Linked DNA regions of Homo sapiens: regions 1 and 2 are each linked to region 3. Evidence: chromatin contacts called from ENCODE Hi-C or POLR2A ChIA-PET data. All regions are on one chromosome and are shown on one strand. The core of a region is the stretch at or near the end of the contact, and the rest is flanking DNA. Distances in the headings are between cores, read along the strand shown. Region 1 overlaps MIR137HG (MIR137 host gene). Region 2 overlaps LOC124900404 (a long non-coding RNA gene). Region 3 holds the start of MIR137HG (MIR137 host gene).

The links. Hi-C counts contacts between places; a loop is a spot of excess contacts on that map. ChIA-PET counts read pairs that join two places held with the same protein, here RNA polymerase II (POLR2A). Pooled maps may share reads with other maps.
Region 1: a map of PC-3 shows a loop between it and region 3 (8-fold over the local background). The contact joins the enhancer-like site here to the promoter of MIR137HG in region 3. A Hi-C loop is called at or near these places in 12 of 168 maps with a recorded cell type or tissue (Caco-2, Calu3, GM12878 and 9 more), 1 of 37 single-sample maps with no recorded cell type and 9 of 50 pooled maps. POLR2A ChIA-PET finds 5 or more read pairs at or near these places in 5 of 52 experiments (AG04450, PC-3, PC-9 and 2 more).
Region 2: POLR2A ChIA-PET joins it to region 3 with 17 read pairs in BJ. The contact joins the enhancer-like site here to the promoter of MIR137HG in region 3. A Hi-C loop is called at or near these places in 3 of 168 maps with a recorded cell type or tissue (IMR-90, PC-3 and endothelial cell of umbilical vein) and 1 of 50 pooled maps. POLR2A ChIA-PET finds 5 or more read pairs at or near these places in 4 of 52 experiments (BJ, H1, OCI-LY7 and 1 more).

Annotation. Positions count from the first base shown.
Region 1 is chr1:98,004,020-98,006,914 of GRCh38, forward strand. The region is part of intron 3 of MIR137HG (MIR137 host gene); the gene reads right to left. Among named protein-coding and RNA genes, the nearest start is that of MIR2682, 40 kb to the right of the region's middle. Within about 2 kb of position 1,477, at least 2 of the 41 ENCODE cell types and tissues checked have a DNase peak (open chromatin) inside an H3K27ac peak, as active enhancers do; they include PC-3 and PC-9, where a contact is called at or near this core.
Region 2 is chr1:98,084,795-98,087,774 of GRCh38, forward strand. All of the region lies in intron 1 of LOC124900404 (a long non-coding RNA gene), which reads left to right. Among named protein-coding and RNA genes, the nearest start is that of MIR137HG, 37 kb to the left of the region's middle. RefSeq lists an enhancer at 2,088-2,637. Within about 2 kb of position 1,562, at least 2 of the 41 ENCODE cell types and tissues checked have a DNase peak (open chromatin) inside an H3K27ac peak, as active enhancers do; they include IMR-90 and PC-3, where a contact is called at or near this core.
Region 3 is chr1:98,048,248-98,050,947 of GRCh38, forward strand. It overlaps MIR137HG (MIR137 host gene), which reads right to left and starts at 1,446. Exons shown (of 5, transcript NR_046105.1): 1 at 1,131-1,446.

The sequences.
Region 1 (2,895 bases), core at 227-2,726, 44 kb before region 3:
CACTTCAATTTTGAAGATAGTCTCATCGCAACATGTACTCATGAGGGCCAGTTTCATCTGTTGGAGATTGAGATCATGTATCAGGAATACCCTTTGAGTTTTCGTGACCTTAAAAGCAATGTGAAATTGGATCACAATTACAGAAAAATACCCAGTCTGTAACTATTTGTCTCAGACTTCTTAATGGTAGCTCTTGTACTTGAAATGAGTTAGAGAAGACTGTTCAACATTAAATCTTTTCTGTGGAACTTATTGAAGTACATTTGAAGTTTATTATTCTCTTAAAAGTCCTAGGAAGTTTTAGAGAAAATGCTGGTTCCAAGTATGTACTGTCTCTCACATGACATTTCTAATGATCCTCAATAATTGTACAGGGAATATTTTAAATATATCAATGTATTCACTATTTATGAGGCTTTTATTGCAAACAATGAATTGATTTAAACATAGTAAAATGTCTAGAAATTATTAAAAACAGGAAATATACACTATTATTATTCCAAGTTTTGGGGAAAATAAATAAGGCACATTGGTGTTATGTCACTTATTAACCGGCAATTATTATTCTTCTCAGATTTTTATGTTTTAGTTGTTGTTGTTGTTGTTTAATTTTAGAGACAGGGTCTGGCTCTGTCACCTAGGCTGGAGTACAAAGATACGATCATAGCTCACTGCAGCCTTGAACTCCTAGCCTCAAGCAATCCTCCCACCTCAGCCTCCCAGACAGTTGGAAATACAGGTGTAAACCACCAGGCCCCACAGATCTGTCCAAATTAATCATTAAATAAATCCTGAGTAGTAGAAGATTTGGGAGAAAAGCCTTTCTGCTTTTGTGTGATCCCTGAAAGTCTGTCTAGAGAATAAATTTCCAGATGCCACACATGCACAAAAAAATTTACCTATAAATAAATTTATAAGTTTTTAAATAACATTTGCAAATAATGTTTATTACCAAGCCATTTTATAATTTTGAGTTGAAATAAATTACATTGTTTACATTGTTTGTGATCTATGATTCTTTTTGCAACAATCTCTTACCAAGTAGTAATTACATACATTTTCTGAATTACAGTCTAAATTTTTTTTCAATTAGACCTTGCTAATTTTTTCTAGATTCTTGATTTCAAATATCAGCTAATTACAACACTACATTTTCCATGAACTTTGTAGGTCCAACGTTTTGTCTGTAACTTGATAACCAATTTGAATTAATTTATTTTGGCATCTTATGGAATTAGTGTAAATGATCTTTCATTAAGGTGATATCAGTTTAAATCACAAAATTTAATTTCAGGAATGTAGCTCCATTCATCTATTTAATTCACTTATGCTAATACCTCAACATATGGAATAATAAGCAAACTATTGTTCATTAAAAAGTAGAAAAGTCAAAATAATTTTCTGATCTAATGGTTAGTAATATTGCTATAAGCTTTTACTAGTTTCTACACAGAAAGTGACATAAAGCAAAGTCATATCAAGATAAGGCCTTTTCTTTTTAAACTATTGCCTGAAATTCTTTCCAAATAATTCAGCAATTAGTCAGAAAACTACTAGTTTGATGGAATGTCATGTTGCAAAGATAATTATCACTATTACATCTAAAAATTATTTCTACAGTATGAATAGATTATGTCTCTAGTTGTCTACTGAGGAATCTTCATCTATAAATTTATGAGTATATTTTAATATAATGTCTATATTTTAAAGGTATGGACAGAAAGGAATTCTGTCCTGGTCTATGCACATGGGAAGCTCTTTTTTCTATCCCCAGAGGGTTCATGGGTTTTGGAGGTCAAGTCCAAAGCATGTGCTCTGTAAAATTCCCAGACTTGCCCTGAGCTCCCTCTGGAAGTCTAGTTATACATTTATAAGTGAGAAATTATAGCCAGGCCAGGTCACCTGCAAGACCCCACCATCTACTATGAGTCCCTATCTTTAATGCAGCTCTGATTTCCTCCTTAGAATATGGGTGTTGCACATTTAAACAACACATGATTCCATTTCCCAGCTATCAAGTTAGCAATATTTTACTGAAATTGGAACACATAGTTGATATAAATACAATAGAATCAACACTTTAAAATATGAATAGTGGCAATTAATTGATAAACTCTCTAAAAATCATCTTGGCAAGATGCACTGAAAAGCTTAAAATGTTTGTATCATCTGAGACAATACATTTTATTTCTGGGAATATATCATAAAAAACTAGAGTACTGACTAAAAGTGTATTGAAAGGTGTTTATGACAGTGACATTTGCAATATTAAAATATAGGAATAACTTAAATATCCAACAAAATGGAACTGGGTAAATAAATTTTAGTATACCTGTACGAGGAAAAGATATTACAAATAATTAAAATTTATAAGATTATTCATAACATGGGAAATGCTTTTAAATCAATGAAAACTGACCATTGAAAAAAAATCTTTAAAAAAGAATCACATAACTTTAGGAAGAATTGTATCTCTGTATGTGTGCATATCTGTATTTGTAGCTATTTCTATTTTTCTATCTAACTATATTTAAAACGCATGACAGCTATCAAGGAGAGACTATGACCAGTTTGTTCTTCTAAATTTCTTTACACTTCTAAAATTTTTCAAAATTGCATAAAATTAGATTACATTATATTTACAATTACAAGAATCTTATTAAAAAATAGACTCAGCCCTTGGTAGTGGAAAAAGGAGTGTCCTTCATTAAGAAATGTATCCCTGTCTGAAATGCACCAAAAAACACTATCAAACTGCTTCCATATACTAGAACATTCCATCTCTTACTCCTGGGTGACAAATTTTGATACATTTGATAACTTGATTCATATAAGTATTATCAATAATTGAGGCACTTAGATTCATGTATAACAAAATTTCCAATACTTCATTTT
Region 2 (2,980 bases), core at 312-2,811, 37 kb after region 3:
GAGTTAATTACGTTTCTCCACCCGACAACACAGAAAATACTGTTTTGCTGGCAATATTCTTTGCTTCAGTAAATCATGCTTCCATTCACCAACTTTTCCAAACCAGTAATATGGGAGTCATCCCTAGTATCACTCTGTTCCTTATATTCGCTGTCACCAAGGACTGTTGACTCTAAATCTGAACTCCTTCCCAATCCATCTAATTTTCTTTAATCCAAACCATCCATTCCCTATCTCTTTCATTATTACTGCAAGTCTCTCACATGTCCTCTCCAACTCTAATTTTGCTTCCCCTTCATCTGTTCCTTGCATTGCTGCTGGAGTGATCTTTCAAAAACACAAACTTGCAAATGACTCCCTGCATAAAAGTACTCAGTGATTTTCCATTTCCTTCAGAATAAAGTCCAGACTCCTTAGCTGCATTATAAGGGCCTGTGTGGTCTGGCCTCACTCATATCTAACAGTTCTCCTTACAAATTACCCCCCTTAGAAATGAAACTATTTCCACATTTCAAAAGTGGTGAGGTATCTCTCTCACTTAACCACCATATGCTGCTTATGCTGGCCTACCTTTTGGAAATCGTCCCTTTCCCTCTCCATTTTACCTGATAAATTTTTGATGATGTTTCAATTTAAAGCGTAGCGGATCATCTTTGACAACTAAGCTAACTTCTCTTGTTATGGGTTTCTTTAGAGTCTAGTATTTCCTTGTCTTAAGACTGATCACACTTAATTGTGGTTATATAGTGTCTGTCTTTTTTGTTGGAATGAAGACTGTGAGGAGTTGAGAACTATCAGTTCCCTGAGCCTAACATTTAGATACTGAATAACAGCTGATTACATGAATGAATGAAGAATATTTGTTAGAAGACAGAATTTTTTTAGAATTTTAAATTGCAGAGATCAAGTGAGAAGGTTCCAGTTGTATTAGATCTGAGAAATGTGATTAAAGCAGTGTTTTTGCAAGATTAATTTGACATTTTTCTGTTGAAACAGATTAGGGACAGATTAGATGGAGGTTTGTAGTGATGAGAACATAGACAAGTGGCTTCATATTAGAGTCACCTGGTGATATTAAAAAAAATACCTGTTTCCCAAGCTGCCCCAGACTGATTAAATTCACTGATTGCAAGAAAACCTAGGATTTGTACTTTTTTAAGTCAAACGCTCACACCCATCCAGGATTTTCTGAAGTTAAAATGGTAACAGTATAATTGGTATGGGCAAAATATATTTTTCCTAAGAATGATAGAATGTGAATGTGGGCTTTTCAAGTCTAGTGGACCAGAGAGCCCCATTGCAGTGTTAAAGAAATGGCGAAGTAGAAGAGGGGAGTTGTTTTAAAGAAAGAGAGAGTGACCAGGCCAAAAGTGGCTCAGTACTTTGGGAGGCTGGGGGGACAGATCACCTGAGCCCAGGAGTTTGAGACCAGCCTGGGCAACATGGCAAAACCCTGTCTCTACCAAAAATTCAAAAAATTAGCCAGGCATGGTGGCATGCATCTGTGGTCACAGCTACTCAGGAGTTTGAGGCGTGAGAATCTCTTGAGCCCAGGAGGTGGAGGTTGCAGTGAGTCAGGATCATGCACTCCAGACTGGGTGACAGAGGGAAACCCCATCTCACTATCTCCAAAAAAAAAAAAAAAAAAAAAAAGGAGGAGTAAGTTTTAGGCATGTGGGACACATATGTGTATATATACACATATATACACATACAATATATACACATATATGTGTGTATATATACACATACAATATATACACATATATGTGTGTATATATACACACATTTACACATACAATATATACACATATATACATATATAATATATAATATTATGTGTATATATAATATTATGTAAACATATATCACATATTAAATATGTATATAGGTATATATGTATATATATGTTTAAATACCTGACCATCTTCTACTAAGTTATGATTCAAATGTTCCGTTATCTAGGAGGCTTCCTCTCCTCTGCAGGGCCCATTGTCCTAGCTACACCTCAATAACTGCTTTCTTTTCTTTTTTTTTTTTGTCTTTTCCTCAACTCAATTCTAAGCTCTCTAAGGACAAGTATGTTGCCTTACTCATACTTGTGAACTCAGTGCTCAGGACACTGGCATGCATAGAATAAACACCCTCTGAATGTTTGCAGAATGAGTCAGTGATTAGATATGAGACTGGATGAATTCTCCTGAAGAGTAAATGCTAAGGAGAAAAGAGTGTCTTGTAGGAGGCATTTGCAGACAGACGAAGCTATAGAGAGGGACAATGCAAGTAACCTCAAATGAGAGTGTGGAAAGGCGGGAAAGCAGCCAGAGCTTCATTGTTATGAAAAAAGAGTGAAATGTGCTCTGTTGAAGAGTTGAAGAATGAACAAAGGATATTTAGTTTGAATGGAAGCTCAGTAATGAGAAATGAGAATGGTTGAGTTCTTAAAAGAAGCAAGTAAAGAAGAGGATTTGTGGGCTACTAATCTCATTCAGTGAATCTCATACGACCCTTGCCTAGTGTTAAATATGTTAATGAATTCATGTCATGCTGCTCAGTCTTACTAGCCTTCATCATCCAGAGTAAAATGCATATGATTCCTATGAAAATTTGTGGAAAGGAATATATTAATAGGTTAGAAGAATTAGAAGAATGAAAAGAAATAATTTTTGCTTTTTAAATGGAGAATCATGCATATTTGGAGACACAAGGGAAGAAGCCCATGGAGAAGGAGAGATGAAGCTGTAAAAGAAAGATGCTATGAATGTGCTCTCGACAGGTGAGAAGATGCCTCGACAGGTGAGGAGAGAGTATTGTGAGCCCAAGTAGAGGAGATGGCTTTGAGATGCAGAAAAATATCTCTTTCTCAAGACCCCATTTATTTTAGACGGTTCGCGGAGCAATGGTGCTCAATCAATCTTTACCATAGTTATTACATAAACCCTTTATACATTTCATCATTAATATTCTTTTCTACTATGGT
Region 3 (2,700 bases), core at 196-2,695:
CAATTAAAATAAAATATATACACACACTGACCCACAGACTCGCACGCTTTAAGAAACTAGAACAACGCAGTTGATATGCTTTCTTTCTACCCAAGTAGCAGTGCCAGCCTTTTCCCTACCTACCCAATGTTCCACCAGCTTCAGCACCTGGACGAATGGACAGCTCAACCCGGGCCGACTGCCGGCAGCACTCGCAGCAGAACTGACGCTCTGAGCTCTAACCAAAGCTCTCTCGTGCTTGAGCGGGGCAGCCTGACTTACGAGAACACCATTTCCTACGAGACCACTGCCGCTGGGTGCATATTCAATTCAAGCCTCCTTAAGCTGTCGGATTTCCCCCACCCATCCACCCTCCCCCCCTTCTCCACCCTCCACACAAAAACAAAAAAGGGAAAAAGCCCAATACCATCAGGGCGTTTGTTGATCAACTTACACTTCGCTTTTGAATATTTAGATACTGCTAGCGGAACAATATCAGCGGAGGCTTAGGTCCGCATTAAGTACCTTTGTTCATCGACTCCTGCAAGCCATGTTTATTAGAATCTACATTTCTCTCGCGCCCCAATAACTAGAGGTGTGTTTTGCGGGCAGGGGGCTTTCAGCACCTTTTGATCTCTCAAGGCCACCGCGACTGATTGACGGTTCCCAGTACTTTCCTATGCTATCCCCCATACTCCAACACCCATCCCAGTTAATCGCTTCGCAATTTGCAACCAAAAATACATAAAGAAACGCGACAAAGCAATGGGTTTGAGGAAATAAGCCAATTAAGCTAAAGCTGAAATGCCTCTCTCTCTCTCTCTCTCTCTCTCCCCCCCTTCTCCCTCTTTCTCTTCCCCCTTGACTCCCTCCCTCTCCCTCTCTCCTTCCCTCTCAAGTAGAAAGGGGGAAACACCAAGGAGAGAGAAAAAATCGGGAGGAGGGTGGTAGTCGACTCTTACAGTCAATGGAAAAAGAGTATACACATCTTTACTGAATAATACTCTCGTTCTCAGACAAAAAGAAACACATTTTTCGATGTAAACATAGTCTGCCTCTGCCATACATCCTACATCCTTTACGTTTGCTGAGATTTGTCTTGCTGTATGGCAAAGTAACTGTCACAAATCCATCTCGATTGAAGTGCTTACCCTCTAAATCCAGGTTTCAAGCGGAACTCCAACTGTGTGTAGAAGCCAGGGAGTCATCTGATGTGCAGTGAGGTAGGCTCTGGGCAGTGTGAGCTGCTTCTTCTCTCCGAGTGCCGGGTTACAGTGTTAACAAGCCTTGGGAAGGGACCTCGGCGCCTCGCGCTGGCTGTGCCCCAGTGCCTTCGCGTGGTGGCGGCTTGCTCATGCTTCCGAGGAGTCCCAGGCGATAGCCTTCAGCTGATGCGAGCTTCCAGAAAGGAGTGGGGAAGGGAAAAAATCATCTAATGCAATCAAATCGATCTGATCTACACCATCTGTCGCCTGCCACTATACACAAACGTTAAAATAGGAAAACGGAAAACACTGACAGCCGAGAGGGTTGGTCTGCAAAGAGTTCATTTTTAGCAGAGCATAATTCGATATGGTCGGCGTACAGTTACAAAAGCTGCTGTTAACCATCCAGTAGTGGATCCCAAACATGCTAATGGTGGATTAATTGAGGAAGATCTGACGTGCAAGCTTCATAGTCTCTTATTCATGACTTCCCAATGGGAAAGGACCAATGCCTTGTGGGACTATGGTAACATACAGTCAAAAAGCTGCTAAGAAAATGGCTGTGTGTTCACAGCACCTCTCTCTGATAACAAACATATGTCGACTAAAATGGTTTAGTAGAATGGGAGGGGGTGTTGGAGAATAAAATTTTCTTTCCCCGTGTAAGCAATCCCCATTTTCTTTTCTTAAAGAAAAGCAAAAACAGATATGATCTCTTTACCATAGTGGGGGGAAAAGGATGTTTTAAAAGGTTTTTATCAAGATCAAACTCTGCCATATAAAAGAAACGGAACACTCCTGTGCAGCAATTCTTTAAAAAAAAAATCTATTCTCATTTTTTTCCTTACTGTGATCAAAGTAGATCCATAGCATGTGCAGTATACAGAAACTCAGTCCAGTTAATCCCACCAGGATTGATTCAAGGTTGTTTAATGCCAGGTACCCTTTTGACTTCTTAAAACCAGGATGCCTTTTGGGGAAGGCATTTTGTATCATTTAAAATTGACATAATGAACATTAAGTATGATTGCAGTGAGGAGATGAGAAGAGTTTTCCTTTCTAATTCTGTAATTACTCTCTCTAGCCAAAACCCCTTTTGGTCTGTTTCCAGTCTTCCCAGATCAGTTGATGGGGAAATATAGGGATGGGGGAGGGAGTGGAAATACCGAGAAGGAGGGAAAGAGAGTGTGGATTATCGATAGCCAATAAATTCTATTCCACTTGTAATAGAAAAATATATAGCAATAAAAGAGATAACTCACTAATTGTTGATCGTGATTTTAAGTTTAAACCAGTTTTAAAAAATAATGTTTGATACATGGAAAGAAGACATATTGCAAACAATGGGATGACTGCCCCCCACCCATTTATAGTTATAGGTTTAAAAAATATTGAAATAGGGTTTATTATCTAGATATGTGACTATCTTTTATTAAATATATCTCAAAATTCCATATTTCCTCTGATTTTTGTCATCCATTTGAACACTGAAAACTATGGTCACTTTGATTCTGCT